Linked DNA regions of Mus musculus: region 1 is linked to region 2. Evidence: chromatin loops called from intact Hi-C (ENCODE). Cell type or tissue: heart. All regions are shown on one strand. Links, peaks and the distances in the headings refer to the core of each region. The heading gives the core; the rest is flanking DNA.

Evidence for each region. A loop is a pair of places that touch in the nucleus more often than their neighbours do. Peaks named below come from ENCODE experiments on the same cell type or tissue, not always from the same donor. Only the 100,000 strongest peaks of a DNase experiment are listed, where the experiment ranks them.
Region 1: it touches region 2 in a loop (2.2-fold over the local background); 2 of 42 quality-filtered maps call a loop at or near these places.

What each region holds. Positions count from the first base shown.
Region 1 is chr10:39,438,419-39,454,107 of GRCm38, reverse strand. All of the region lies in intron 2 of Fyn (Fyn proto-oncogene), which reads right to left. Among named protein-coding and RNA genes, the nearest start is that of Fyn, 76 kb to the right of the region's middle. In heart, for the core only: CTCF peaks have their summits at 7,197 and 9,976; DNase peaks (open chromatin) are centred at 2,807, 3,518, 4,657 and 7,219; H3K27ac peaks cover 1,437 bases.
Region 2 is chr10:39,513,915-39,529,603 of GRCm38, reverse strand. It overlaps Fyn (Fyn proto-oncogene), which reads right to left. Exons shown (of 14, transcript NM_001122893.1): 5 at 13,935-14,031; 6 at 6,752-6,850; 7 at 4,100-4,203; 8 at 2,674-2,823; 9 at 3-167. Among named protein-coding and RNA genes, the nearest start is that of Gm40627, 69 kb to the left of the region's middle. In heart, for the core only: a CTCF peak has its summit at 9,039 (motif pointing right); a DNase peak (open chromatin) is centred at 9,123; H3K27ac peaks cover 1,482 bases.

The sequences.
Region 1 (15,689 bases), core at 2,800-10,799, 73 kb after region 2:
CCAGGTATTTTCTTAGGCAGGAGCTCTTTGCCCTTCTGGACTATCTAGGCCAGTCTATAGCGTTTCTCAGAATTCTAAATGAAATTTTTGTTGGTGTTACTGTTAGTTCAATTTTTTTTTTCTTTTTTTAAGACAGGGTTTCTCTGTGTAGCCCTGGCTGTCCTGGAACTCAGAAGTCCGCCTGCCTCTGCCTCCCAAGTGCTGGAATTAAAGGTGTGCACCAATTTTTTAAAGAATAATATCTTTAAGTACTTCAAATTAACATGTGAAATTCACAGTTTAAAAGGAGGAAACTGCATCCATATTCAGTTATCAAAATATTTAACAGCTACATAGTGAGACTGTGTCTCAAATAAATAAATAGATAGATAAATTTGAGATTGATTTCCTTCGATAGTTCAATGATTTTCTGCAAAAATCTAAAGTAAATGCCATTTTTAGGAATCCTTAAATGAAGTCGTATTTTAGGATGTCCTTAATTGTAACATAACATAAAAACATTTATGAATCTACTCATATTCTATTCTATACAGAGCTAAATCTATTACATAATAAAGGAAATGCCCCAGTAAAGGAAAATGGAGAGTAGATTCCTGCCTGCTAGACTGGGGCCCTGACCCGTTAACTCCAGCCATGGCCCCAGTCCTTGCAGCCAAGAGTACCAGATTCAGGCCTCTCCTCACTCTCGTTATCTCATCATCTTCCATTGTTTCATTGATCTTCCTAGTTTGGGAGAGTCACATTATTTCTACCTCTTTATTCCTGGTTTACTAATACCCTCCCCTATCACCGGCACAGTAAGGGAAGCAGTCATCAATACTATCTGAATCAATCAGTGATTAAGTACACTGATTGTACAAGCTTGGCTAATATTAATATTAGCTCATCTCTTTGGCAGCATATGAGGTCCTAAAAGTGTAGATGGACATCTCAACATTCTATATTTAGATTATAAATGACCGAAGTTAGGCAACAAAATGTTCTCTTCTTTTTAGAGAGTGGATCTTCATGTGTGCTGATGACTGACAGGGCTCTGGGAACAGGCCAGCTGTTCAAGTATTTACTGACAAGTAACACCCTGGATGCCTACATGGGCATACGTGATAAGTATGGCCCCTGCGTCTCTAGAGCATCAAGTCCAGCAACCTCCCTTAGCTGGTCCAGAGCAGCCAGGAATCTCTCCATCTCCCAGGGTCGTGCATAGTATAGAATGGTGAACCATGTTGGCCAGGCCAGTTAGCAGCACTTGGAAACTAGACCAAGATCCAACTTCCTGTCAATCAAGCAGACCTGACCCTGTGGTGCTGCGGCAGGTCGACTGAAGAACTAGCCCCAGGAGTGATGTCTCTGCATATGAAACCAGAGGTGACAACTTCAGGTAGGTCAACTTAGTATCTGGCTACATCTTTTATTCCAAGCTCTGCGGCATCTATGATGAATCAGGGTCATGGTAGACAGGGTTTGTCCATATCCTTTTTATCCAAGCAGCTTTGTCAAGGGGTGACCGGGTATCTTTTGCCAAAAGCAAACAAAAAACAGGATAGCTATCCCTTTTCAAAGTGAAGAAAGCCTAATGATTTCCTCCAATGAGCATCAGTAACCAGGGCACAGTGACCAACTGTTTGGGCAGAAATTTACCACTGGCAGCATTTTCCACATCTAACATCATGTCAAGTGACTCTCAGGCCATGTGGCAGTGTGTTCTTCCTCTCCAGTAACTCCCAAGGCTGAGCTATTTATCTACTGTAGGAACGAGCGCTGGACCTAGCACATAACTCTTTTATACTACAGCACATTTATCGCCATCTCATTAGGATTTGGATATATGCTTTTAGTTACCAGTAGAAACAACTAACGCATAACAAAGAGTGGTTTGTCTTCTGCATCTTTGTGCAGTCGTGAAGGAGTAATGCTGATTTTGTGGGCACTCCCACACAACAGTGCATAGCCCCCTTTGTACTCTCTGTTTCTAGGGAACACCAAGGCTGTGCATGACATCTGAACACACTATGAACAGGGATGGTTCTCATCAATGCAGGGTTATGCTCAATTTCTTCTTCCTAAGGGAGCCCTCGCATACACTTCCCCAGCCACCGTGCCTTAAGAGCAGGGCAACAGTCCCTGAAGGGGAGCCATCAGGATGGTTTAGGGCTTTGCAGGACACTAGCCCACTGACAGGACCTTTCACAGGAGTTGTCAAACCAAGCTTTCCCAGGTGACTGCTGTGAATACTCTGTGTATACTCAGGGTGGAGACCCCCAGACTCTTGCCAGTGACCGAGTCAACAATAAACTTACAGGTCAACATAAGCCAACGAGACAGAAGAGTTTACTTACTGGGAGCTTCCTGCTCTTCTGGGAGGATCTCTTTTGTCCGGTGTGTGTGTGTGTGTGTGTGTGTGTGTGTGTGTTTGTGTGTGTGTGTGTGTGTGTGTGTGTGTGTGTGTGTGTGTGTGAGTGATATGCCTGGGACGTTCACAGCTCTGCTGCTGTAGCCTGGGGATGCATGCTGCTGGTCCTGGAGCTAGGGAGAGCACAGGGAAGCAAGCTCAGTGTAGATGAGCCCAGCACCTCTGAGTTCCCATGCACTCCTCACTGCTTAGGTCTCCGTGAGTGGAGGAGCTCTCAATCCTGAGTAAGGTTATAAATGAGAGAGAGTGGCAAGGCCCTGGTCACGCCCCTTTCTGAGGAGTCCAACTCTGCAGAGCTTCATTCTGTTCAGGGAACTGACCCAGCAGTGCCCTGGTTACGGTGACCGTCTCGTGTCTGCATTTCCAGAAGCTTCCAACTCAGCTGGACTCAATCTGCTAGCGGATATGCTGAGCACTTCCCAAATTATCTTAACCAGAGTGGCCACTGGTTGCCTTCCTGAGAAGTCACATGGATGTCATTTCCTGTAAAGACAATAGGAGACTAACTGCTCAGCCCCAGCCTCCAATAGGGAAGGTATGTAATTACTGAAGGGTAAATAAGGAAGAGCTTGGGGCTTCTGGATCTGCTCCAATTACTTGTGGGATCCGGTAGGTGGGTGGGTGGGTGGGTGGGTGGGTGGGTGGGTGGGTGGGCTCCCTGGTCTGGAAAAGATCTGAGGGCTGTATCCTCTGCAGGCATTTATACCCTTTCACATGTTGCTGGGTCTCAGTAAAGACCCAGATTTCTGAGGAAAGCAAGCAGACTGGCCATTACACAGAGCCACATGTGGCTTCAGTGTCATTTTGATTCCCATGTAGGAGTTGTGTATAGTTGTGGAGGTCGGGAGTGTCCCACAGACAACTCTGGTGTTTCCTTGCTTGTCAGCCCCATTGGGGAGAGGCCTATGCTGGGATTTACCTGATTCTGTGTCTGTTGTGGTGGCCTGCTGAGAACGAGTCTTCTGTCAGGCAGTGAGACGCTGCTATCTGCCTCCCTCACAGCTTCTGCCGCAGCTGCCCACCTCTCAGACCCTTTCTGCTTTCCCTTCCCTGCCCGCTTCCCTACTTCCAATTTCCCCAGTCCCAGCAGCATCCTGTGCCATCAATTCAAGCTGCCCTGCTGCCATTCTGGCTTGCGCCTCATCCGCTACCTTCAGCTGGAAGGCAGGACCTCTCCTTGGTCACTGCTGTGTCCCAGTGCTTGTGCAGATCCTGGCATGGGACTAAGAGAGTGTCTCACGGGAGCTCCTGCTACTTCCTGTCTCTGGCTTCTCTCCCGCCTTACTGTATATATGAATATTTAGGGCACAGGCTGCTTAGGTCCCAACTACAACCTGTCATCTGGGAAGGATTTATAGCCTAGACCCATACTTCAAAAGTGAGAAATGTTTTACTGTGGCTAAGAAGCTTGTGAGAGGCCTTCTAAGCAGAGGGCAGCAGAGATGGGCATTTTAGCCAGGCTGCTAACCCAGCGCTTTGGCTGCTATGTCAACACTCGTGCACACACGCACAACAGTCTCTCCAGGGAGCCTACTATGCAGTGAGCACTCAAAAATATTTGTTGACTGGCTGAATAAATGACTGGGTCTCAATGAACGTTGCAAGGGGTTGATCAGTTTGTCATATAGTGGAATGCTCTCCAAAAATACCGACAAGGAATGGGGGTTACGAAGCTGCCAGCCAGAAACCAGACTCTGTCCCACACGGTCACTGAGTCACGTCCATCCCGGACTGTTGAATCAATGACACTATTAGAAAGTCCATGACTACCAGGTATGATGACACACACCTGTAATCTCAAAACCTGGGAGGCTAAGGCAGGAGGATTACAAGATGATGCCAGCTTGGGCTACACATTGCTAGACCCTGTCTCAAGATAAAACAAAATCAGTGAATAAAAAACAAAACAAAACAAAACAAAAAACCAACCCAAGTACCTATTATTTATAAGGTTGAACACAAGCAAAGAATAAGGTCTGAGAGAGGTGGTGAGCCCTTCCCTGCCTTCTCCACTCCCCTGTGGCTACTGCTGTCATGTGTAGAGCTGGCATCTTTTGAGCACAGTAACAAGAGATTTAAAACTCAGCCCCAACTCCACCTCCTCAGCACAATATTCTCTGAAGACCTATAGCCAAATGGTCCAAAGATGAGAGCTCTGAGTGGTCCACTGACACACTGAACAAGCACCATACAAACAAAGCTTCACCCACCGCCAGAGCCAGGACGGTTTGCTAGTGAACCATACCCACTCTGAGTGACTGCAGACTTCCCTCCTCCTTTTGGGTGGAGTCGGGGGCTGACTAACAGGGTACTCTGGGAAGGCCTCACTGACCTATGGGCTAGCCCCGCCTGCCAATTCTGCTTTCCCTCCAGAAAGCTATATGGCCTCAAGCAAGGCTGTGGTTTTATGATTTGCTGGAGTAGAAGCAAACAGCAAAGGGAGGAGGGGGAGGAAGGGGAGGAAGGGGAGGAAGGGGAAGAGGAAGATGAAGATGAGGAAGACAGAGTGGAGAACAGCATAGGAGGTACTAGGCCAGCAGGAAGGAAGTACTGACCAAACACAGACTAAGGGAATGTCAAAGTCAAACTTCAAAAGCTGGCTGCTCCTTTTATTTTGAGCACTAGGAAGACACTGCAGAGGCTCACTTGTGTGCAAGGAAAGCACGGGCAGGGCAGAGGTTCACTGTGTGCAAGGCATCCCAGAACCAGCCAAGAGTTCATTCTTGGCTCCTAAGAGGCTAAGTGTAGATTCCTGAGATTGTGGCTCTGAAATTAGATTGGGGGCTCATGGGCACTGAGGCATGGACTGTAGGCAAATGGGTAGCTGAGCCTAGGGGGTGCAATTGCCACCACCAAAGCAACGTCCCAGCAATACCATTACCAACATAAGTTCATATCTTTATTATTACTACAATGAAACCTATAAATCAAGGGTACCCCACTCATTTGGGATTGTCACTAGAACAGTGAGTTGACTGTCTAGTGTGGGGTTGACTCTGAGCCTCTAACTCATTAAGATGAACTCATTAGGATTAGTGCCATAATCCTATCTTTCTGCCCAGTTGTGAAATCACCTCAGGCAGCAGATAGAGTGAGAAAACAAAGCAAATACTGTTTTTTATAGCAAACATGAATTGTTTCTGAGTTGCCCATTTATGTAAGGCTGTTTCTAGGACCTGCAATCTAGTCTGGATTAGAAACACTGCATTGCTGTGATGCCCACCTCCCACCCCGGCTCCCAGTCTAACCCGAGGGCTCCAGGCAAGGCTGGGGAAATGCACTTCTGTGTAATTTTACTTCTAGCCCAGAAGGCAGGTTAACAGTGAATCACACAAACCTGAGATGTAGGCCTTGACTGCATCAAGCTTGAGAATGGACAAGATTGCTAAAGAGTGTCTTAGCATTTAAAAATTAGTTTTTAGTACCAGAACCCAGAGTGTTTCTCACATACCCAGTGTACACACACACACACACACACTAACACACACACACACACACCTTTATATAGAGTCGCATGGTCAAATTTACTCATACACACTCATAAATACACACAAACATGCACACTCACATACATGCGCACACAACACACACACATTCAGCTTAACATGTACACACATACTTGTATGTATAGGCACTCATAAATGCACACCCATGCTCACACGTACACTTCTAAGGCTTATACTAACTTGTCATTATGAGGCAGAAGTGCAGCAGGCCAGGTTTCTTTAGATCCCATCTGCCAGGCCCAGCGTGCTAAGGGCACTGACAATTAGGGCTCTGCTTCCTCCTTGAGCCAGTACCCAAGTCTTAGCCTTGAATCTCAGAGCCCAGGTTAAGGTTCTTAGTTACAGCACTGATGAGCCAACATCTTGTCAAATTTATCCAGAACCTGTTTTTACCACCCCTGAGGACACAGTGTTTTAAACCAACACACCTCCCATAAAACAGGATTTCTCTGGTGTTCATTTTATTTGCCCAGCTCTGGTCTGGAGTCAGGGAGACTGATTTAAGTGCAGTTAAGCTTAGTAAACTTGGAGAAAATCCTTAATGACTGAATACAAAGAAGAAAATGCCCTTCTCTCCCTTGTGCTGTTAACAAACCTCCATCAAAAGACAGCCCATTCCCAGCACCAGGAGATGGCTCTGTGGCTCAGGAGCTCGCTGCTCAACCCCGGACTGAAGGACTGTGGTACATGGACTTGTAGACATCAATTCTCTCACAAATTCAATCTTTAATTTTAAATAAAAAGATAACTAGTGCCCCCCCCCGAAAGTAATCAGTAAATAGAAATTATCAGGAAATGTAAAGGACAAAAAGCAAGAAAAAGTCTGAAAAAGCAAACAAGGCTTTATCAGATATGGATATTCTCTATAAAAACCATGGTACAGGAGAGCCAGACCAATAGAACACAACAGTCCAAGACAGACAGACACCGAGTCAATGTAGGCATGACTGAATGTCAGCACATAGTTCCGAGTTCACCGAAGGAATTAAGTTGAATTGTACCTTCCCAAAAGATATGCTGAAGTCCTGACCTACAAGGACTTCACAAAGTGGCCTTAATTGGAAATTACATCTACACCTCCCTTGTAGATATAGAGACGAAGTTACGTAGAGTAACAGTGAGAGCTGGAGCCAGCGGGATTTATTTATTTATTTATTTTACCTAAAACAAGAAGAGACACAAGGAGACCCCAGAGAAGATGATCACGTGCTAAGGAAGAAAGACAAGGACCAGAGCAATGCAGCTGGAAACCAAGAACTGCCTGTCCCCAGCAGCCAGCAGAGGACTCTCCCTGCCAAGCCTGAGCGCTGGCTCTGGCCTCCAGAGGACATGTCTGAGAGGATCCATTTCTGTTGCTCAGGCCATAGGTCTGGTTGTCCCTGTTACAACAGTCCCAGGAAGGGAGTACACATAACATCAGTATCTTGAAGAAGACTGTATGAAAATTAGTTCTAGGGGCTAGAGAGATGGCTCAGCAGTTAAGAGCCCTGACTGCTCTAAAGAGGTCCTGAGTTCAATTCCCAGCAACCACATGGTGGCTTACAACTATCTGTAATAGGATCTGATGCCCTCTCCTGGTGTGTGTGAAGACAGTGACAGTGTACTCATATACCTAAAATAAATAATTAAGTCTCTAAAAGAAAAAGAAAATTAGTTCTAGATGAATGGCAGAATTAAGAAAAAAAATCAAAAAAAGGGGTTTCAGAAAACAACACCTTCACATTTTTCAACAGGCAAAGTTTTAAACCAGAACACACAAAAAACATACTGGGCAAAAAGGAAAATATCATAATTTGAATTATAGTGAAATTAAGAATCCCTTTATGAAATGACATCATCAGAATCAGAAGACGAGGAAGAGGTAGTAATAGTGCAGCTATCTGACAGCTAAGTCTACACATCGCTGAAGAAAACCCAAGGAAACGGGCAAAGAGTTGAGAAGGAAAACATGGGAAACAGCCAACACACTTCAAATATTTTAGTTTAACCATAAAAGGAAAGCAAATTAAGATCACGACAGCAACAGGCCCTGCTCAGACCGGCTGATGTAACCAGGACAGGCACAAGGAAAGGCCGGTGAGGAAATAGTGTTTGTTCACAGGCAGTCTTCTTGTTCACTGCAGGTGCGCATGCTCAGAGAGTGAACAGACACATCTCAGGACTTTGACCCCCAGGAGTACATACGTCCTGCAGAATACTGCATTTGCTTGCCCACTGAGGGCACTAGCAATAGTTTCACACTGGGGACAACGTAAAAGTCCTTCTGTGGTACAGCTGAATGAGTTCTGACATACAACGTGGGTCATACGGCCGCGGGAATGGATGATCTCCAGCTTTAACAAGGGCATGGGTAGCCGGGCGTGGTGGCGCACGCCTTTAATCCCAGCACTTGGGAGGCAGAGGCAGGCGGATTTCTGAGTTCGAGGCCAGCCTGGTCTACAAAGTGAGTTCCAGGACAGCCAGGGCTACACAGAGAAACCCTGTCTCGAAAAACAAAAAAAAAAAAAAAAAACAAAACAAAAAAACAAACAAAAAAAAAAAACACCAAGGACTTGTGCTATTCATGGAAGTGTTCTGATAGATAAAGCCCAACCTTTATTATTTAAGAACACCATTCCTAACTGCACTTGGTGGGCGTTCTCTGCTGAAGACCACAGGGGCCTAGGAGTTTCCAGTATTTGAGTTCATTCCTTTTCCACCTGGCTGCTGCTAACAGGTGAGCTCTCCTGAAAAATTCCTCCTCAATGTGCTTAATGACTTTTGCATTTTTTATGCAAGAATGCTAAACTTCCATTAAAAAAAAAAAAAACTAGTACTCCTGGCATTATCCCAAGGAAATCAGAAACAAAAACAGAACTTTCCTAAGTGCTGAAAGCTAAGCAACACTGCAAATTAATTTAAACAAGATAAGATAATTCAAAGATTTATAGTGCTAAAAGCTTCAAAGTGGCATTTCATTAAATTAGGGGTTTTATTCACTTAAGATGATTATCAAGGTGCAGACATTTCATACTGCATGTTCAGATGGTGCACAGCAGACAGTTTCAGTACAGTAACACAGCTATTTTAATTTTATCTTAATTGATAATTTTAAGTAAAATTTGGCTATTCAAGGCAAACTTCATGCACATCAAAAATATTTTCTGGAACCTTGGATTTACAGCCTACACTATCCTAGAAGGACAAATCTTGAAAGAGGGCATTTTTGGCCTAAGTTACACAGAAAACACTCAAGATGTCCTTCCAGCATCACTGTATGAGACCAGCCCATTCCTTTCTCATAGCAGCGTGTGTATAGGTGACTATTTCCAAGGCGTGGTCTCTGGTACTGAAATGGCTCTTAGAACTCCACCCAGGCCTCTGAATTTCCAGGTGCTTCGAGTGTTCACACAGGCACATGTTCACATCCTGAGAGTTAGCAGCAAGCAGTTACTGGCTGACCTCAGAGCAGCCAGCTTCAGAGGGAGGGAGTTGTGGACGTAGGTTTTGGGAATAACCTGTTCTTAGTCTTCTGGTCAGAATTAGCTGTTTTCATCACACACACACACACACACACACACACACACACACACACACACACATTCAATACAACAGTCTCAAGGAGCCCTGGTGTGTAGAACGCTAGCCAGATTGACCTTTTCGGGCAGTTTATTTCTAGGACCCTCTGGAAGAGAGGCTCATTTTATAATTAGGACAGCACCCTAAGAATGAAGGCCACCTGCACAGGCCGTGAGAGACACACACACGATGGCTCTATCCCACAGCCTCACATACTATGCTTTGAGAGGTATGTACAGACTGGGGGTCGTGGGGTTCCTGAGGAAGAAACCTCACTCAGCTAACCTTCATCTTGAGAGAAAGGCCAGGGAGCCTGGTCCCATGGTTGCTCACTCTACTCTCCACATCCACACTGTGGAGAGCTGTGAACCTTTAGTCACTGTTTCTCTAAACATGAGCTCTCCAAAGAGGAATACTTCTCACAGTCAAGTCCTGTTGCTCTTGCCCAAGCTTTCTGATGCTAACCCTACCCACAATTCCACCAACTGGCAGAGGATGATACTGCAGGTCCTTTAACCCTCTAGTCCCTCACTGGAATTCTCTAAAATGACATATGCTTCTCAAATAATTCCTCATCATGAATTCTGAAAGTGGAGATATATGACAGAAATCAAATATGCTAATCAGTTCAGAATTTATACAGATAGAAGAAACTACCCAGGTCAGTTCTATTAAGAGCTGAAAGTTCTGTCACAGGGCCAGCAAGTCATAGCTACAGCTGTGGAAAGATCTGACCTGGTTGTGTATGGTCTGTGGAATTAAGAAAGGGCGTTGACATTGTTTAATGGTTGGAATTTCAAATAATGAAAATGTATGGGCACACTGCCACTCCATTTGCTTGATTTGTCTGGGGCTGTGTCAAATAACAACAGAATTGTCTGAGTGGAGTCCATATGGCCCACAGAGATGGAAATATTTATAGTATGGCCTTTACAGAAAACCTGTGCAAGCCCTGAGCTAAAGTAATTGCTGGGTTTGCAGAAGGCTATCCCACCCTATTAAGGTCCCCTGCAACAAGTCAAAAGCAAATCCTAGAGCAGGTGTGATTCCCCCATCCAGGTATAAGGCACATCCCTGGAGAGCCGCCATCCAACCTACTGGACACAGGTCAGGAAATTCAAGTCATGTCTACCATTTCTTTAATTAAATAAAAGATAAACATTCAAGGACATTGTCACAGACTGAACTGTGCCCCAACCCTGTATTTATATTACCCCCCCCTTCCCCGTGGTGTATTCCACAGGACCATGGATGTTTGACGATGGGATCTTTAAAGAGGAAATGAAGTTAAAATGAGGTCACCAGAAGAGGAACCCTGCTGGGAAGGTGATGTCCTGACAAAGGTCAAAGACAGACATCTGCAGCCAAAGAGAGAAGCTTACAGAAGCAAACCCTTCCAGCTCCCAGAAGTGTGAGGAAGTAAATTTCTCTTGCTGATGCTACCCAGTCTGCTGTACTGGTAAGTAACTCTAAAAAGCAAGAGTACACAGAACCACTCTGAGAAAAATGGTTATCAGTCACACATGTATTTGACAGACACATCACAGAAAACTATTACCAAGTTCTGTGTGCCACCAAAAAAGTTAAAACTACAGAACAGCTTGCTGGAGGAAGAGATGTACATACACCCGCACATACATACATACATGCACACATTCATGAAAACAAAGCCACCACCAAAGGGATGCTATCACTGGGCCTACCTGGAGGCCATAATGAACATCTGAGGCACTTTGAAACGTGGCCTCCCAGCAATCCTACCTGACAAGTCACAGTTCATGGCCTCGGTTGAAAATGACACTGAAGGACAGGGAGAATAAGCCAGCTGTATCTGCTTCAAAGCTCACACAACTTCTCATCATGACTTAATTTCCATGTCACTGAGTCACAGGTCATAGCTCAAGTTTCAGGAGAGGTTGTTGTTGCTAAGAATATTTACTGAGTATTTATTATCTGCCAGGTTCTGTGCTGGGGGTCGCCCTACCCTATACAGTGCATGGGTTCTAGCTCTGATTTGCAGGTGAATGGTGGAATCAGGAAGAAATTAATTAAGTTGCTCAAGATTATACTACAAAGCTGCCAAGAGCTGCAGACCCTCATCTATCTGGCAACTGCCCTAAGCTCTTGACCACTAATTATCAACTCTCCTTCAAATTGTCTGCATGATTCCTAATGTAAGGACATAATTGCCTGTCTAGGTGTCTCTACTGATGGGGACAGAGGAGGGAGGAAGGGGAGGGGAGAGGAGGAAGGGAGGAGGAGGTAGGGAAGGAGGAAAGGAAGAGAGGAAAGGAGGGAGAACAGAGGGGGAGAGGGAAGGAAGAAGGGGAGGAAATACGCTGCAGACTCATACATCCAGCATACTACAAGTGGCTACTCTGTGTCAGATCTTGGTCACAGGGCTAGGGACACAAAAGCAAACAAAGCAGAAATCTTGGCATCATGGGCCATCACAGATCACACGGGTAAGAAAAACTCCTTAGAAACAGGATTTTACCATGTAAGTAATAATCACACAGGAAAATTCATGTGTGTTGAGGATATGGGCCAATGAAATTGCATTAGTTATATAAATTAGAAGAAGGTAAGAACTTTCTGGTAAATTAATTTCTGTGGCACCAAGAATCCATCCTAGGACCTACCTGTGTCAGGTAAATGTCTCTCACAGAATACTTCCTCACTGTAGTTTTACTTTATGAAGAATTAAATGTTTTTCTTTTAAGTTTTTATTTAGAATCTTTTTTAAAAAGGTTTATTTATTATGTACACAAAGTTCTGCCTGCATGTATGCCTGCAGGCCAAAAGAGGGCACCAAATCTCATTATAGATGGTATGAGCCACCAGGTGGATGCTGGGAATTGAACTCAGGACCTCTGGAAGAGTAGCCAGTGCTCTTAACCTCTGAGCCACCTCTCCAGCCCCATTTAGAATCTTTTTATGTATCAAAAGTTTATATTTTTACTTAATTCAAGCCTATTCTTGCAACAATAAATAACCAGAGAGACAAATACTTTGGTGCCAGAGCCTTTACAACAATGCTACTTACAACGTTAACTATGAGAATATTTAACTACATAGTAAGAGTGTAGTGAACGGCTGTTTACATAACTGAAAAGATCATAGTTCTTTAACCACATTACAAAATTATAATGTTAAGTGGAAGAAGCAAGATGAAAGCATGCACACAGAAATAACTACACTGGAACACTGTTACCTTGATATTGTAACACTCTTACCTTGATACTGGTGTGACTAAGAAACAGCTTCTTTACCTTCTTTATAGCTCACCACCCTGCCTACACTGAAAACTTTAAAATCAAGAACATTTTAAAATGTTACTATATAAGCTTACATCAACGAGAAGCTCTGCCTCCATCTTTTAACACCCGAAACTTGCTGAGGAACTTGGTCATCAAATAGAGGCCTCTGCAACACCACCCTAGGTGTCAAATACTAAAACTGTTATTTACATTTTTAAAAATTAATTTACACATTGTATGTGTAGTCTATCTGTTTGGTGGTATGTGTGTGCCGTGGTGTGTTTGTGTATAGATCAGAAGACAACTTGTGGGTTGGAAGACAACTGTGGAAGTCAGTTCTTGAGTTTGCCATGTGGGCTCTGGGGATCAAACTCAGGTTGCCAGAAGTGGCTCAAGTGCCTTTGCCTGCTGAGCCAGCTCTAACAAAGAGGTTTCCAAATAGATTCAACAATGACCAAGGACATCAACAGGATGAGACGAATAATCATAATCCATTTAACACACACAGAGTGGCAGACCTGCTCAGGCACTAGTGAGGCAGGTACCAGAGATCAAACTAGGTCTCTGGGAACAAATGAGCCACAGGGCTGACACTGGCCCTCTGCACCTGACCTCAGCAGGACGCAGCAGAAGGCAGAGCTCGGCAGCAATCCTCATGAGGCTCTGACCCAGCCTGGCCGTGTGGCTCCAGAAAGGCTGGCTTCGTGTCTGTGGTTCCAGCTGCCTCATTTGTAAAACCAGGATAATTCTGACCCAGTTGGAAGTGCTGTGGTGAGCAGTAAGCACAGAGTTCCGTGGGCTTGTTTTCACCTCTGCGGGGCTTGACGGATTCTGCATGCACACAGATAGGCAACGCTGTCTCCTGCCCTGGAAATTTTAGGTTTACTCTTTAAGAAATGAAGCTGGAGATGAGGCTGGGTGATTAAAGGGACAGTTCACAGACCTTTTCTTCCACATATTCTGATTAACAACCCCAGAAATACCCACTTCCCTATCCAGACAAAAGAAAGGGACCTCAGAGTTGTGGGGAAAGTACATTCACATTCTAAGGGCAAAGCTCGGTGTGTCCAGGCAGCCAGGGAACTGGTGCAATTGTGACCAGCACTTTAGAAATCTCTGAACGAGACTCACAGCTTTTCTTCCACCTCTAAGGAATGTTTTGTTTTTCAAGGAACATTTATTGTTTGTTTTTTTCCAGACAGGGACTCTGTCTATGTAGCCTTGGTTGGCCTGGAGTTCACTATGTAGACCAGGCTGGCCTTCAACTGAAGACATCTGCCTGCCTCTACCTCCCAGCTAGCTCCTGTTCATCTCCCAAACTGAAGTTCATTTTCTAATCAGTGGGAACACCTGAATCAATGAATTCCCTGCTACAGGCAAGGTGGGGGGGAAAGGCTGGGCAGGACGTGGTAGAGGGGGACACAGTGACCTGATTCCTCTCACTGACTGTGGGCACACAAGTGGGCAAATGCAGGCCCTGGCAGCGCAGGCCACTTTAACGCCTGGTGCTCTATTTTTTGTAGAAGCTAAGGATATTTGCTAGTTACAAAGTACCCGTTTTCACAAGTTCAGATTCTTTGTGTACAGTAATGACTGGGAACTGTAATGTTTAGATAGTTCCACAGGTAATGAGACCCTGGAGCCCCCTCCTCCTGGTTGTGTTTCATGACATTGGCAACCATCCAGTCAGTGCTGGCCGTGGATGCTCAGGTGAACACAGCAATGAGTTTGGAGTCCAGCCTGCTGGTCTTCCTCACCCACTACATCCTTTATTTCGGAGCCTCCTGAACTCCAGCTCCTACTGCAAATGAGCAGGCACAGCAACCAGGTAAAATGGACAGAGCTTGCCATCTGTACCCTGGGTGGGGTCAGCGCACCCATGGCGACAGCCAAGCCCAACTCTCAAGGGCATGATGAGCATGCTATGATAGACTCAGTAACTGCTCCACTTTAAAAAGGAGAGCTGTAAAAATTATCTTTAAAACGCTTGTTGATGCCCTGTGGGTATGAGTCGCCTTGTGAAGCAGGATCAAAATGGGTCTCTGTTATGGGTTTCTGCCAGCTCTTTGATTCTAAACAACTTTATTAATGTTAATAGGAGTTATGCACACATCAATGAGAAAATAAATTCCTTGGGTTTAGGGGAGCTTCAATTAGTGATCTGTATTAAGCAATGTAAAATGCTTTTTAATTTCCTTTCAAGTAATGAGACATCACCCCAGCTGGGTTGAAAATGAGGCTAAGGGCAGGAAAGACAGGCGGGAGCAAGCTCTGCAGCCAGCTGGGCTCTGCAGCCAGGATCTCAGCATCACTTAGAAAGTACAGCAGGAGGCAGGGACACATCAGGCCTAAGGGGCAACAGGTGAAGGGAAGCGAAGGCTGCAGGGGCGGAGACACCTGCAGAGGAATTTACTATCATCCAAAGCCGGACCCGCTGCAGCTGTGGTTCTCCAAATCTGTCACCACACTGTCCCATTTCCCCCAGAGCATACGCTAATACCATTCAGTGACTTCCAAAAGCATCAAGGCAGAAATGAAAATGTAAGCTAGAAGGAATGATGCGGCAGGATTCCCAAGAAGCAGGTCATCTTGCAACAGCAGACCTGCCTGGCATTTCTGGAAACTCAGCTCTTAAACTTCCCCTACACAACCTGAGGGTCTCTCAACTCTCCTCATGGGGAATTAATTCATGGCCAGACTACTGTTACCTCTAAGGATCATGGGTAGGATGCAGCAGAGAGCAGCACAAGTGTTGAATGTCTAATCTGCATGGCTTAAAGAGAGACCTGATCACATCTAACCTTGCCATCTCCTCCATTCGGTTTTCACTGTTTCACAGCTCTTGCCTTATACTTCTAACGCCTCACAGACAGTAAAAAGAAAACGAAGAAAGACCTCTGCCAATAAATAATAAAATCCCGCATAAAGTGAGAGCATGGTTAGTTATCAGGTGAG
Region 2 (15,689 bases), core at 5,246-13,245:
ACCCATCCATACTTCCCCAAACTGCCCATTTCCCAGTCTCTTGATCAACTGCAGGGATTCTCGAGGGATTTCCCAGACATCTTTGGTTTTGACAGACAGATCGGTAAGCCTTGGCATCCCTTTGTGACAGGGAACTACTAGGCGGCAGCAGAGACCTGCGGCTCTCTCTGGAGGAGCAGGGCAGCGGTGAGGGAGAGAAGAGCAGAATATGTAACGACAACACGCACAGGCCACAGGAGATTCGACGCACATGAGCAAACATTTGCTGGAGGCAGATGAGGATGTGTCAGATATGGACACCGCTGTACCATCGGGCATGCTCGCTGCTCACAGGCACGGCCTGCTTTGGCTTCTGTGTACTTTAGTCTAATGAACTCGTATTCACTGCCTCAAATTCAAAATGCCCTTGCTACTTTCAAAAAGTACATATAAAAATAAAAACTGTCCCTGTCCCTTCCGGTATCTAGGGACTGAGGGACTCTCCCTGGTAAATGTCTGTTTAAAATGTGACTTTGGCATAGGAGCCTCCCACAGACCTCTGGTCTGTTAGAGCTAGCCGGTCTCAGGAGGACACCTGCAGCGGGAGAGGATGTCACATTCTCTGCAGTCCTTCTGACTCTACTGCTCCTGTGTGCTCACATTGCTTTTTTGCAATTTTCCACTAAAAGCAAACAAAAACAAAAACACGACCTTTTAAACAGCTTTCTATGCATAATTTAGGAGTCTGGATTTAAAGAAGTAATGGAAATTAACAACATTCACAGAAACTCAGTGACATGAAAAGCAGGGAAACAGTAGCTTCCATTCAGGTTACTGGGAACTTGGTCTTCCCCCACCCCTTCTTTTTGAAAAGAATATTCCTTTGAGAATCTAGCAAAGGTATGGGGAGACTGACTAAACGCCAACAGAGAGTAAGCAGGCAGGGAAAGATGGGGGCCAGAGAGACCCTGAACCGAGGGGGCCAAAGCCCCCTACGTCCCTGGAAGCCTCTTGGATTCTAAGCACAAACTGTGGCTGTCTCTTTTCTGGGAATTCTTAACTTACTTTTCATTCCTTTTTTTTTTTTTTTAAATCTGTTTCTGAGATGTTTAGGCAGGAAATTATTTATGTGTCGGTATTTCAAAGGCATTCTATGTGCAAGAGAGAAGAGGAAAGAGGAAAAGCCAATATAAAAACAAATCTAACTCAAGATGGATTTTTTTCCCTGAGATTAAAACTCGTCTAGGGTGCTTCACATCGGCTCCCTCCTTCAGCTTTATGATGTTATTAAGGTGCCCTTTCCAGCACACTATTTTCAAATGATCCAAACCCTGGGGACCCTGCGGATGTTTGCCTGTAATGAAATATATTTCAGCATTTGAAAAAAATCCTTATAACATACAGGCGTTTTGTGTATATCACTGAAGTGCAAGGAGGTTTTCTGCTCCATTTCTCTCAGTATTTCATTAGAATCCACATAGAGTGAGAGAGCTAATGCCCAAATCACTGGCTCAGCCACTGTTAATTTCTTAACTGCTCATCAGTGGCCAGAATCAGTACATAGGCATTTCGTATTGTTATTTTTAAAAGGCTACAAGTCTCTTTGGTGTGGCAGAAACAGCACAGGTATTTTTCAATGGTGGTAAAAAGGGTGTGGTGGCTCCGTCCGTAATCCCAGCATTTGGGATGCTGACACTAGAGGATTGCTCAAACTCTGAAAGTCCACCCTGGGCTACAAAGTGGATACTGGGCTCCCTAGGGCTACAAGTGAGACCTTACCTTGGAAAAAAGGAGGGGTCATGTACACATGCATTGTTTAGCAGGACACACTTGTTAACCAAGGAGGGCAAGCGGCACACACTAAACACTGCGCATAGAGCTACATATTTACATAAGACGCACATGAACGCACATACACCCAATAACTGAATGGCCAAGAACAGCAGAAGAACAGGATTATGGGACGTAAAGACAAAGTCTAATCTTTGTTTAAAGTCATCACAGTAGCCGGGTATGGTGGCGCACACCTTCAGTCTCAGCAGTAGGAGGCAGAGGCAGGGGGATTTCTGAGTTGGAGGCCACCAGGGCTATAGCGAGACCCAGTCTTTAAAAATTGAAAAAACAAAAACAAACAAACAAACAAACAAAAAACCAAGAAAGTCCAGGAGATGGAGGTAAGGGAGCTGTGGCCTCAGCAGGCAAGCTGGGGGGGGGGGGGGAGTGGGGGCGGGGCGGAGGGAACCCTGCAGCAGCACAGATTTTCTTCTACAGAGTGCAAGAATGTGCTTCCCTCTGCTGCGGTGAAGGATCAAGTGAGGCTCCCTGGGGGCCGTCTGAGCCTGCCTAGGGACAGCTCCTTTCCTCCTTTCCTCTCACAGTTCTGCATGGCAATGAAGGCAAAGGTAAAGAACGTGCAAGGATTTTTATTATGAAAATTAATATACAAATACAGCTTTCAAGATTTAAACTACTGCCTTCTACTGGGGGGAACTTCTGGAAAACACAGGAGGAAAATCCTATCTGGGGCAGAAGAGCAACAGAACCCCGGACTCCATCTGTCTGTCTGACTGTGGGGGTGGGCGGGCAGAGGACAGCTCTACCTAGTGACTCTGTCCCGTATCTCCTCCTCCTCCCTCACAGCCTCCAGTTTCTAACCGGTGACGGTGACGGTGACGGTGACGGCACTGGGGTTACCTGAGTAATGCTGTACCAGTTGCTGAAGTGTTTCAAACTGGGCCCGCGTTGTGATATAGTATCCACCATTGTCAAGCTTGCGGATTTTATAATGTTTGACGTGGTCCCCTTTCATATCATCCCAATCACGGATGGAAAGTGAGTAGGCACCTGGTAAACGTGCAAGCATTAGCCACACCAATCATCGGAGCCCCAGTCTGCTCTGCAGGCCTCATTTATGTGACTATTCTGATTAATAATTATTACAAACCATATGCGCACGCGCACACACACACACACACACACACACACATACGAAAGAGACAGATATATCTCCACTCTGTAACAGGACAAAGACAACTTTTGCTATCCTGCCAGTGTTCAGAGATGTTAGCAATACAGTTGACTTTGCTCTTGGAACTAAAAACTTCTGGTTTTTCTCAAAGTTTCCTTTCAGTTTCTTGTGTTGTCTAATATTGCACAGACCAAATCCCACTGGGATAGATGAAGAGCAGACTCCAGGTGAGCTTGCCTCCTGCTTTCATTTCCTGTGGCCTAGCTGAGAGGCAGGGATAGTGAGGGGCTGGGAGACAGGGATGGCATATGTGTGTGTGTGTGTGTGGTGGGGCTGTGGGTGTGTGTGTGTGTGTGTGTGAGGCAGGGATGGTGGGGGCAGAGGTGGTTGGTGGAGAGGCAGGGGTAGGGACAGAGGTGGTTGGTGGAGAGGCAGGGGTGGGGACAGAGGTGGTTGATGGGAGGCAGGGGTGCGGGAGGAACAGAGGGTGGGAACAAAAGAAATGGAAGTCTATCCCCTAGCAGGAAGCTCCAAAGCTCTGCTTGGCAATCTGCACAGGGACAGGTCACCAGTGTGTGGCAGCATGGTTCTCTGCCCCTCTGCCTGCTGAAGTGAGTTATTAAACAGAGGGAAGAGGAAGGAGTCCTCCACTAACAAAACAGAGTGGAAGGAAAGAAAAACAAATTTAAACTGGGTGGTGGTAGGGCAGGCAGACCTTTGATTTTAGCACTTGGGAGGCAGAGGCAGGTGGATCTCTGAGTTCAAGGCCAGCCTGGTCTACAGTGTGAGTTCTAAGACAGTTAGGGCTACACAGAGAAACACTGTCTTGAAAATACACACACACACACACACACACACACACACACCCCAAATCAAAAAGGTAAGAAAAACCAAGTTCCCGCCCTTCACTCGAACAGGAGAACAGGACGGAGTCTGAGCTGAGGCGGAAGCCTGGCCTCTGTTTCTGGAGGCGCCTCCCTCTGAGCCCGATCATCTCTGGGAGCTAAATGCAGTTCCAGCGTCTTCAGGGGAGCTGGAGAGCAGCAGGAGGCTCAGGCTAGAAGGCCCCGGACCAGGCAAGAGCCACGCCTTCCGATCCCAAAGACCTTCAGATCTGAACAGCACATCAGTTTTGCCCTCTCCTTAGCTTACCTTTGGTGGTTTCGCTCTCGCGGATAAGAAAGGTACCTCTTGGGTTTCCAAAGGACAGGAGCTGTCTCTCAGCATCTTTGCGGCCAAGTTTTCCAAAGTACCACCTTCAAGGGAGACACAGGCAAGAAAATAAATACACTTGTGACTGAGCAATGTAGCTAGCTTTTCCTCCACAAATTCCTTCGCCTCTAATGTTGCTTCCACTGCCCCAAACTAGTTTTTTCTAGCTTCATTCAGTCCTTTTTCAATCTTTCCTGATTCTATCCACTCTGCATCTCTTCCATTCTTAAAAAAAAAAAAATCTTGAATCATGGATTGTGTTCCTTCCCTCCAGGACGACAGGGATGTGTGTGTGAAATGCCACCTGCACGCACAGAGAGAAACCCACCACCTTGTTTGAAATGCCAACTGCAGGGGACGATTCCATAGCTCAGCTGTACGACCCTTGATTTCTGAGCATAATTACAACTCCTGGGAAATACCAAGACTCAGCTCTAGTATAAGGATCATCAATCAAGCATGATTTTTTTTTTAAAGGAGCCCACTCAGGATGGATAAAGAAGGAAGACAGATAACACTTCTACTTAGTCTCTACCTACAGGAATTCTGAAGACGGGAACTCAGCTCTACCCCTGATCTGAGATGGCTGCTGTTCTTGGAAGCCTGGTTTGATTTTCTCTCCCTGTCCAGCATTCGTGAGGAGCGTTTACCAAGTACCTGGCCTGTGCCCTGCAGTTGCGCTTCTCTGACACAGCTGCAGGGATTGCTTACTGCACATCTGAGAGAAAGCTGTGCACGGTTAATGGGCATGTCCATAAAAATGAGTCGGTGGTGCAGACATTTTAACATTCCCTTGCAACAGCACTGACAGCACACTTGTGCCGTGGCAGGAAGCCTCACAGGCCTCCTCAGGACCGGAATGCGTCTTTTGTCTCTCCACTTGAGCTGCTGAGTCCTAACCAACGCCCGGCAATCCGTTCACATTTCAGCACTGGATTGTATATGAGAGGATAAGTATGCCAAGAGCCCAAGGGAGAGTTCTGGAACATTCCACCAGAATCTGTGAGTAGGAGCAGCTTTCAGGACCAAACCATCACAGTATTCATCTATGAAAGCAAATGGTTTTAAAAATGAAGCTTCAATTCACCATGCCTGAATGTAGCTAGGAAGTTCACCATCAGATCCTTCTGTGAGTCAAAGAATTTCACCGAAGGAGCGTCACCTTCAGTGACTTGAGAAGTACCCAAACTCTCCACAATCCCAGCGTAGCAATAGCTGCTGTAAAGGATACGACACCAGCTATGTGAGAAATGTCTTTTTTTGGTTTGTATCAGTAACTCAATTAAAATGCTGTGTAAAACTGGTGAGAGGAAGGCCTGCAGAACAAGAGGTTACACTTAACCACACGCTGCTTGTGCAAAATACCGATTAATTGCACGTGTAAAAACCACAGGCTGTATTTTAAAAAGCTAACTTATACTCTAAAAAGCCCAAAATATTAAAAAAAAACCTTATCATTATAAATATGACTTAAATATGCACCCCCAAGTGGATTCTCAGTTAAATCAAAGGAATGTTACTTTGTAGTTAAGTTTTAAATTCCGAAAAGACACAGGAGATATTTACCAATCTGTCCTAAAAATTCAATACAAATACACATATTTCCTATTTTCTGATAATGAAACACACTAGTAACGAAGGGGGTAAAACAGCTCAAAACACAGTGCTGGAGAAGCAGAAACAGATCGAAGTGTAGGAGTACAAAAGACTTAAAGAAGAATGATGGACGCATGAGGATTAGGCTAGGGTGAAGGTCTACTCCTCTGTGCTGTGCCTCCGCAAATCCACAGCAGGCTGCAGGCCGTGAGCAACCGACAGTGACTCCTTTCTCTTTCTGGTGAGGTCTGTCCCTGTAGGTGGGGTAGAGGCCATCCATGTTCCTGAGCTTGGGACATCAACCTCCCTCCCCATTTCCTAAGAGTTCCTACAGGTTTCTCTGGAAAGAGAATGAACAATGACCAGTCAGCCATCCTTTGAGAGCCCCAGACTCCTACCACTTTCCAAAACTGCCTCCCTCCAGTGGGAGGGTGGGGCCAAATAACTGCTGGTCAAGGTCGACCAGCCACAACACCAACCGAGACCTCAGTCCAAGGAAAATATCCCTCGAAGCCCACAACTGCAGTAGTTTCCAAGTTGCTCTTCTGCCTGGGGAACAAAAAGCTATGTCTTTTCAGAAGGCTCAGTATTTCTGATTATCAAGCAGAGGACTCCTGTGTGTGTGTGTGGGCTTAATCTCTCATAATTATCTGCCTCCCAAGTGCTCAGGGAGCAGACTGCAGGCGCACGGTGGGCTCTCAGTAACACACACTGCAGCTGTGGTTTCCCCACATTGGTTTTTCATCTGGAGCAAGTTACTGGGTTTTCATCTAGGGTACTCACATAGAGCTTCTCAATCAGAAAACGGACGGGCTCAAAGGAAACCACGAAGTGAATAACAGTGTACTGCGCAGACTCGACAGCACAGCAGGACTGTAGCCTCTCAACCCTTAACCACTGGGAAAGGTCTTCTCGCTCCTGTGCTGTGTCACTGGCATTTTATGTGACAATTAAAAGCAGATATTTAGACAGACAACAACAACAACAACAACATACTCTTCTGCCTGGATGGAGTCAACTGGAGCCACGTAATTGCTGGGAATGTAACCAGTTTCCCCGGTTGTCAAGGAGCGGGCTTCCCACCAGTCTCCTTCCCTGCAAAGGAAAAGAAGGGACATGAATTGAACGCACCATCCAGCTGGGAATTCTGCAGGCCGACCCTATGCCTTTTCTGTAGCCTTGTGCCCCCTTCTGCAAACTTTCAACACGGGCCCTAAGAAATCCAAAGCACCACGCGCTGAAGTCAGAGTGCTTTTCTTACGTGCACGAGGCTCTAGGTTCAATACCCGGCCCCACATAAGCTAAGGGTGGAAATCCCAGTAGGAGGTTGAGGAGTTCAAGGGCATCATCAGGAGATCCTGAAACGGAAACTTTCCCACTTAGGGCTCGGGGAGGAGCATCTTTCTGGGTAGGAGGCAATCTTGAATGAGGGGTGTGTGTGTGTGTGTGTGTGTGTGTGTGTGTGTGGAGTACACACACCAGCCTCAGTTTACTTTGGAGAAGCAGTAGGAGGCCCAGTGAGGGTTGGATGTATGCTTAGTGGACCTATCAAGCTTGCTCTTGACGAAGTAGGAAGAAGACATGACCTTCTGCAGGTAGTATAAGAACACCACATAACAGGATTTCCTCAGACACTCTCAACAGGATGTTACTCTATTAAACATTCATAGCTCCCCCCACCCCCACCCCCAGATTCAGATGGAGGCCAGGCAGTTGTGTAGCTGGAGGGCAGAAGAGATCTCTGAGCCACTGCAGCAAAATTCTCAGAGTGTGAATCAGGAAGGGCACTTCCGACTCTCAGTTTACAGTCACTATATATAGAACTATTATCCATACGCTTGGATTCATGAAGGTTTATGGCATGTGAGCTTCCTCCCATTAACAGTGGGTGGGCCAATGATCATGTGCGTGGAGTTTAGCTGTGACTTGCACCAAATGAAAGCCTCTCTATCTATGAGGGCCAGGGAAACAGGCCTGCCGGTCACCATATTAGGCGCCTCAGCCTCTGACCATTACAGACACATCACCTCCTTTTCTTCTTTTTTTAGTCTGTGAAGGTAACAAGAGAAACCTCAGGCCTTTCTTTTCTTTTTCTTTTTTTTAAAATTGTCTTTGGCTGGGCTCTGTTGATGCTCAGTCAGGGAAGAAAACGTACTGATTTTGGGCTGGGAAGACCTTCCCCAGGTCAACATTAGGTAGACACCCTGGCCTCCTGTTAAGCCAGAGTCCTCCCTCCTTCAGGTTCCCTACAGAAAAAACTTCTGAGCAGGGGTACCAAGGACCAGTGACATCTGGTGGGGCTTTAGAAAGTCACAGAATAAAAGAATAAAATGGGAACTCATCCAAGTGGGTGTGGCTATGAGATAAATAACAGTAGAAAACACACACATACACACACACACACCCAAAGTGCTAATATAAGTTTTAAAAAATTATATTAAAAAATTATGTGTAGGCATGTGTGCCTCTCTATGCAGTAATGTGCAGAGGAGTGGAGGTGCCCTTGGATACCAGAGACCTCTATCCTGCTGGAGCTACAGATGGTTATGAGCTTATTGATGTGGGTGCTGGCAGCACACTCTTAACTCCTGAGCTATCTCTCTAATTTTGAGGGATTATAAAACCTATTTCTTGGTTAGGGGTGTTAGAGCACACATTTAGTCCAAGCACTTGGAAATAGAGCCAGGTGAATCTCAATGAGTTCAAAGCCAGCCTGGTCTACAAAGTGGGATCCAGGACAGTCAGGGCTACATAGTGAGACAACAAACAAACAAAGAAACTCCTAGCATCTTTCCTTTTTAACCTTATTAAACTAACAGATCAACCATGAGAGTGATACTGTAGTTCTCTTACCCAGAAAACTGTTTAATTATAATCACATTGTGTCCATATTCTTATTTGAAATATTTATACACATCAAAGAATTTACATAGACAAAACTCCCCCAAGGAGAGCCATGTCCTTTGTCAAGTGAACATCTCTCTTAGCTACCATTCGTGCATGTGTGCATGTGTGCCTCTGCCTTGTACATCTCATGACGTAGATGCTTTGTGGCCGCGTGCCTGCCTAGTGCACACAAGGCCAGGAGCCCATCCCCACCCCCAAGGAGAAAACCAAGTTAACATTTTAAGTCAGCACTGTTCCCATTTCTAGCCCCACAGAAATATATGTAGTTGTAAGTCTAGCATCTAAATGCATATTGGAAGTTATACTGACCACCATGTGTTTAAGAAAAAGGCTTTACCTTCATTTTAATAGTGAGTGTTTACTGCTCTGAAATTCCACTAGATGGAGACATTTCATCATTGAAAAACATAAAGATCACCCACTGGCTCTTCACAGCAACCAACCTTCACTGCTCCCAGCCTGGGAACCGCTCCAGACAGTGAAGAAGAATGAAGAGCTGGCAGCCCAGGCTTGTCTCCTAACGCATGCTAACCTTCATCAAGTTACTTCTAGTTAAATCAAAGTGAAAAAGAGCGAGCACCAATTTCAGGTGATGTCAGGATGTTGGGGGATCTTGCTGCAATCGGGGACAAGCCCAGTCTTACTCAGGTGACTGAGTAATCATGAATTGACTCACTAATGAGGCAATTTCCAATTTAAGTTAGTATCAGCTGTCTTGTTTTGGTGTAGCCATCTAAATAAGTTTACACACATTAGAATGTAACAGTTGTTCAGAAGAAAGATAGCACCACTCTGGACTTAACGTTTCTGGGCCATTTTTCCCCCTCACAAGAGTGACACACAAATGACAAACAGTCACACATTATAAGGCAAATGTCACATCTTGTGGCATTTTTCTCACACTCTATTCTCACTGGTCCTAGACTCAAAATATCTACTACAAGCTGTTAGGTAAATAAACAAGCAAAAACTATTTAATTCACTGGCAGCACCCATTCACCTCCACAGTCCTGCACACAGTGTTGGTTTGGAGCGGGATCTCTAACAGGACCCTTACACTTATATTTTTGGTTGTGAGCCTAGCCTTTAACGGTTGAGCCGTCTCTCCAGCCCAGGACCCTTATTCTTGACTTGAGCTACTGTAGTTAATCAGCATTTGAAAATCTGTGCCTGTGTGTGTGTGTGTGTGTGTGTGTGTGTGTGTGTGTGTGTGTGTGTGTGTGTGTGTGTGTGTGATGCATGCTGTTCAGGTATTCTTGCCAGTGTGTTTGCATGTCTACAGAGGCCAGAGGACTACATGGGCATCTTTCTCAGTTATTCTCTTCTTTGTTTTTGAGAAAGGGACTCTCACTCTCACTGAACCTGCAGCTAGCTCATTTAGCGAGACTGGGTGAGCAGTGACTCCTCCTGTCTGTCTGCTTTCCCAGGAATGGGTTACAAGTAGTGCTGCCTGCCACACTCAGCTTTCTGCGGACTAGACAAGGTTCCTAGGACTGACTGCTGGGGTCTGGACTAGATTCCCAGGCCTGAGCTGCTGGGAACTGTAGTAGGTTCCCTGGCCTGAGCTGCTGAGCTGTCTCTCCAGCCTATAAAGCTGCAGTTCTTTAAACTGTTCTTACAGTTCAGCTTTTTAATTCACTCGTACCTGGTAAGATACTGTCTTATTGTCTGACCCAAACCCGTGATTTAATCCGACACTGGTTGAGAATGGCTTCTAAGTTTTTGTAACAGACTCTGTTCTTCCATCCCGTCTTTAATCCTCAAGTCCCTCACAGGGCTGCGGCTTCAGGTGCTGGAAGTCCAGATACTTTGGAGATCAGATGGAGGCAGGAAGTGGCTTTGCCAAGAGCAGCCAGCCTTGAGCTGTCTGGCCAGCCAGGGATACTGGATTCTTCCTGCATTCCACAGCTGTACTTCTTACTCAAAGATAAGACTCTTGAAACTACTTTTATCACATGTCTGGGTAATACAAACTTTTTTTTTCCCCAGCTGGGTGGTGGTGGCACATGCCTTTAATCTCAAGCACTGGGGAGGCAGAGACAGGAGGACCTCTGGGTTGGACACAAGCCTTGTCTACAGAGTGAGTTCCAGGTCAGCCAAGACTACACAGAGAAACCCTGTTTTGAACACCAAACCAAACCACCAAACTTATTAAAAAAAAAAAAAAAATCAAACCAATTTTTTTTTTTCCTGATTATGACAGAAACTAGCTTTCAGTAGGTCCTGGGTCAGGCCATGATTGCACCTATGTAAAACACCCACTGCATTTTAAGGACATGCTGTTTCAAGGTGGGTAAATCACCAGTTACAAAGTGTGAGAACGGGGGTGGGGAGAGAAGGTGAACTTACAGTGCTGTGAACGCAAGCCTTTTACTACTGAGAACTCCCAACGGGTCAGCGAGGACCCCTCCAACCCTGTGTGCACTGGGAGGAGCCTTCTGAGCACGTCCTGATGGGAGGGGTAGTCAGAAGGAACACATGGGGGGGCAGCTGCCCCGGGGAGGACAGAGCCCCATTCCTCTCCTGTCAGGGCTGGTGGTGGTGGAGGGAGGGAGGGAGGCCTTCACACCATCTGCTCTGTCTTTTGCTCTGTATTCCCTTCCCTGTTATTACCCTTGACTCCAGGATATCGTTTTGCTGTACAAACCTTACTTTTCTTTTCCATAACCGTGAAAAGGGGCACTTAAATACCATGTAGGACAAAGAATTTTATCCTTAAAGGAAAAGTCCCTTAGCAATGTTCTCTTCTAGGAGAACAGGGTCAGAGGACCAGAGAACTCTGCAACCGTTAAAAGCTATGCAGTCAAATAAAATGCACAGTGAGATAGGCTGCATCCCCTAAACATTCCTCTAAAATCCGCTTTATTGACTGTGTAGACTCCTCCATGTTGACTGTGTAGACTCCTCCATAACAAAGGACAATGACAGGGACTTGACTTTGCCAGTGACTAACTGGGCCATGGCTGCAACCTCAAAACAGGCCTATGTCGGGAGTGTGCACAGGTGCCCAGAATTGTATGTGCCTTTTTCTACCCCTCTACTTCTTACTTCCTAGGGCCTACAGAGTTTCAAACTTCTAGTGACCTTGTCAGTTAAAGGACATTGTACCCACTGGGGAGCTTTACACAAAACCCAGTCAATAGACTCTGACAAGCAGCGCTCATCTGAGACTCAAACTAACAATAAGCAATCATAAACGGGAAGAGATCAAAGGCAAACGCCCCTCTCTCCAACGCTGCAGCCACCTCCCTCCATTCCCACCGTCACTTAAGACACTCCAGCTGCCTTTGATGGCAGCATCTGGGCTTTTCCCAGGTCACACCTGACACCACACTCTGAATTCTCAGCCCCACATCTCACCCTGGGCTTTGCCACCTGCCAGGACGGTGCACTGGGCAGCTCCCTAACCCGTGCTCTCAGATGTCACGGCACATACTTCAGACAGCTGTTGTGAAGGATCAGCGACAGCAATGACATGGTCAGTGCATACGGCACTTTCAATAAATGGCAGCCATTTACTATTTTAAAAACCCCTGTGCCTGCAGGAGCTCTCTGGGGGTGGAGGGGGAGGTAATTCTGGCTGCACGGACATGCTTAGTATGTGAGAATACAGTAAATTCTGTCCTTGAAATTTGTGGTAAAATACATGTAACATCAATGTATCACTTTTTGTATTTTTAAATGTGAGGTTACGAAACAGTAAGTCAGCATATACACTGCTGCCCAACCAGCACCAGGCGTGGTTATACACACCTTTGCCATGCATTTCAATAAATTAAAACACCAAAACACAGCCACCTCTCTTCTGGTGTTGACAACTGCTCCTAATTTTAAGCCTCCTGCTTTATGCAGACAGTGCCTGCTGGCATTTAGAAGAGTTACTAGTGTGTCTGGAGGCATGGGGTCTTGCTGTTGAAAATGTTCTCCGTGCAGTGCTGAGAGCCAGGGGCACCCTGGAGAAGGGCAGGCCTCCCATGGAGACACTCTTGAGGTTACAGGGGGTTCTCCATTGCCACACCCTCCTCTTTCCAGTATGTGTTACCTCTTACCTCAACCCCTAGGTTCCTCTTTTTTTTTGGGGGGGGGGCAGAAGGGCCAAGCTTCAAGCCATTCAACTGCCTTGAAATTCAGCCAGAGAAATCGCAATCAGACTTCTTAGCAAGAGCAGCGCCCACCCCACCTCACCCCAGGTGCCTCGTCCCAGGTGGCAGTCTTTGCCCATGAGTGGGGAGCACTCATCAACACACTTGAGGTGCTGAGGCACGACAGTACCATCTCCTTGGGAGTGGATTTTCCTTCCGTTCTCTCATCTATGCATGCTGAGGGAGGTGATGCTCTGGCACTGACAGAAAGCAGAGGCACAACTGCTTTTCCTCCACAGGTGCTAACTGTGGGGCTTGAAAAGGGTGTTAACCTTTACCCTAAGTTTGCCTGCTCCCTGGTGACAGTTGTTCCTGGTGGTCACATTCTCAAGTCGGTGAAAGGCCTCTGCTTTCTTCTTAAGAGCACAGACACTCCCATATTTTCCCTCAGGAAACCACCTCAACAGGCTTCACAGTTGTGAAGATGGGGGGATCTGGTTGCTGGCCTGAAGGGCGAGGCCTCTGACAATGCCCACACCTGAATAATGGAGAGCAGCTCAGAGCAGAGAGCACGTGGCTGGCACCCAAGCCGTGCGCCAGTCATCTGAGAATGCGGCTTTTCCCGGGGATGGGCACGGCTGCTTTATGTTCTTTACTGAGATGCAAACGCACGGACCCTGGGGTTAGAGAGATGCTAGAGAGATGCTCAGTGGTTAAGAGTGCTCGCTCACAAGTCTGCATCCCAGCAGCGTGTCTCTCACAAGCCTGTAACTGCAGTGCTGGCCGAGGGGGGTGTGGGGCGGGGGAGGGGGGGAGGCCACTGCTAAGCTTGCTGGCTGCCAGCCGAGCTGAAACCTAGGTGCTCCAGGATCAAGGAGAGACGCTGCCTCAAAGTGACGGAGGTGGACACCCGATTGCTTCCTCTGACCTTGCAACACACACACACACACACACAGAAGCTTGCTCTCTCGCGTGCACACTTAAGAAGTAGGCTCTAAAAGGACTCTGGTGCCCTCTTTAGCACTTAGTACCATGTAGTATTGCACTTTGTCCTCAGTTCGCTCAGGCTCGAATGCCATGAGCTAGTGAGTGCAGAAGGCATTCTTTCCTTACTTTCAGATAGCACATGCATTTGCTGTGAGAACCTTTCCCCCAAACCAAAGAGCATGTGTGCTCCACCCCAAACTTACGAGCTGTTCAATATTTGAAATTTTTCTCCTTTGTGAAAACTCAGGTCATCTTCCGTCCGTGCTTCATAGTCATAAAGCGCCACAAACAGTGTCACTCCTGCCAAAAAAAAGAGCGGAGACTATTACACAGGGAATTGATACTAAGAAATCACATTTTTGTTAAAGTCTCATCCTTAAAAATCTACACTTAGCATTAATAAACATATTGAGGCATTGTAATTAATATGGTCATAGTCACATGGCTGGCTTTATAATGTGGTCTGTATAGAGGAGGCTTTATGACAAAACCCTAGAGCTGACGGACGTTGACTCTGGATGAGCACTGAGTAAGAGACAAGGCTCTGACTGACATCAATCTGTGGCAAGTACTGGCCTACTTTATCCCCCACGTGTTTCCCTGAAGGTTGAGCTAAGGTCTGGGTAAATGGATCACTCTTCCATCCCTAGCACAAGGTAGCAGTGAATGGAAGAGACTTGTTCTGTGGCTCGGGGACATCGAGTCGTCTCTGCAATGCTCACCCCAGGTGGGAGATGCAGTGCCCTTGGCCCCCACCCGCAGCTGTGGTCATGGTTGTCAGTTCCGGGGTCTTGCTGTTGCTACTTCCTGCCCCCTTGGTTCTTCCTCTGCCTTGCATTTACTTCTCTCACTCTGGCTACTCCCTCATCCTCACGTCCATCTTAGGTTCTCTCACCTGCCGACTCCCATGGACTGTCCCACATCCCAGAAGTTCCAACAGCAAAAATCAGCCCAGCATTCCACTCAGTCTAGGGCTTGCCCCATGCAGTAGACAGAGCACAGTGACTCCTGCCTGGTTCTCATGCCCTTGTTCAGCACACTCTTCCTTAGGAACATAACAACTTGATTTACTTAACACAGTGTACAAAGGGGACAGATGTCCCCAGTGTGACACATGTTTCAGAAGAAGGTGACTTCTCTACTTCCACACTACCTTAAGGAGGGTGTCACGCCAGCATGATGACAGACTGGCTAACCCTGGCCAGGGACCTGATTCTGCCACTCATGCCTACAGCCTCTAACCGGGCTCTCCCTTCCAGATTCAGACCCACAGAACGCAGGTAATAGATATAGATCATAAATGTATGTGCTGTTTAAGCTGTTAATTTTGTGGTTGTTACACAGGATGTGATACCTAATGGGAGCTTTGAATTTCTCTGTAATTTGGCTTCTTGTTTTAATTTCGGCACATTTCCCAGTGTGATGGCTTATCACCACCTGGCTTCCCCTCTCCCAAGGCCACACTGCTGTGGGGATCATCCTTTCCAGGGAGGACCTGCCTTTCATCTGTCTCAGGTGCATGTCCTGACCGGGGAGCTGGGCTCCTTCAGTCTTCCTTTCTTAAGGTTTCTCTGAGATTAGGGGAGTCTGGCTTAGAACACACTGTGGGAGCCTCTACGGCCATGCCTACTCTGATTCCGTACTTCATTCACAGATGTCTCTTCTTTTATAAGAGCAGATCCAAGCCATCTTCACTCGTGGAAAACAGCCCTTCCTGCACTCTTTCTCCATCACTGGGGGGTTTTATGCCCTGGGGATGGAGGAGGAAGCAATGAAGACTGCTCACGACCTTAGGGGTCTGACAGCAAGGCATCCAGAAAGCCCAGGACACACAATGCAACCACTCCCCCTCCCCAAAGATGGAACGCCCGCCCATATCCCAGGCTCTGCCTCTTGAAAATATATCTTTAAACATATGTGCTTTTGCCTATGTGCACCATATGTGGGCCAGAGCCTGT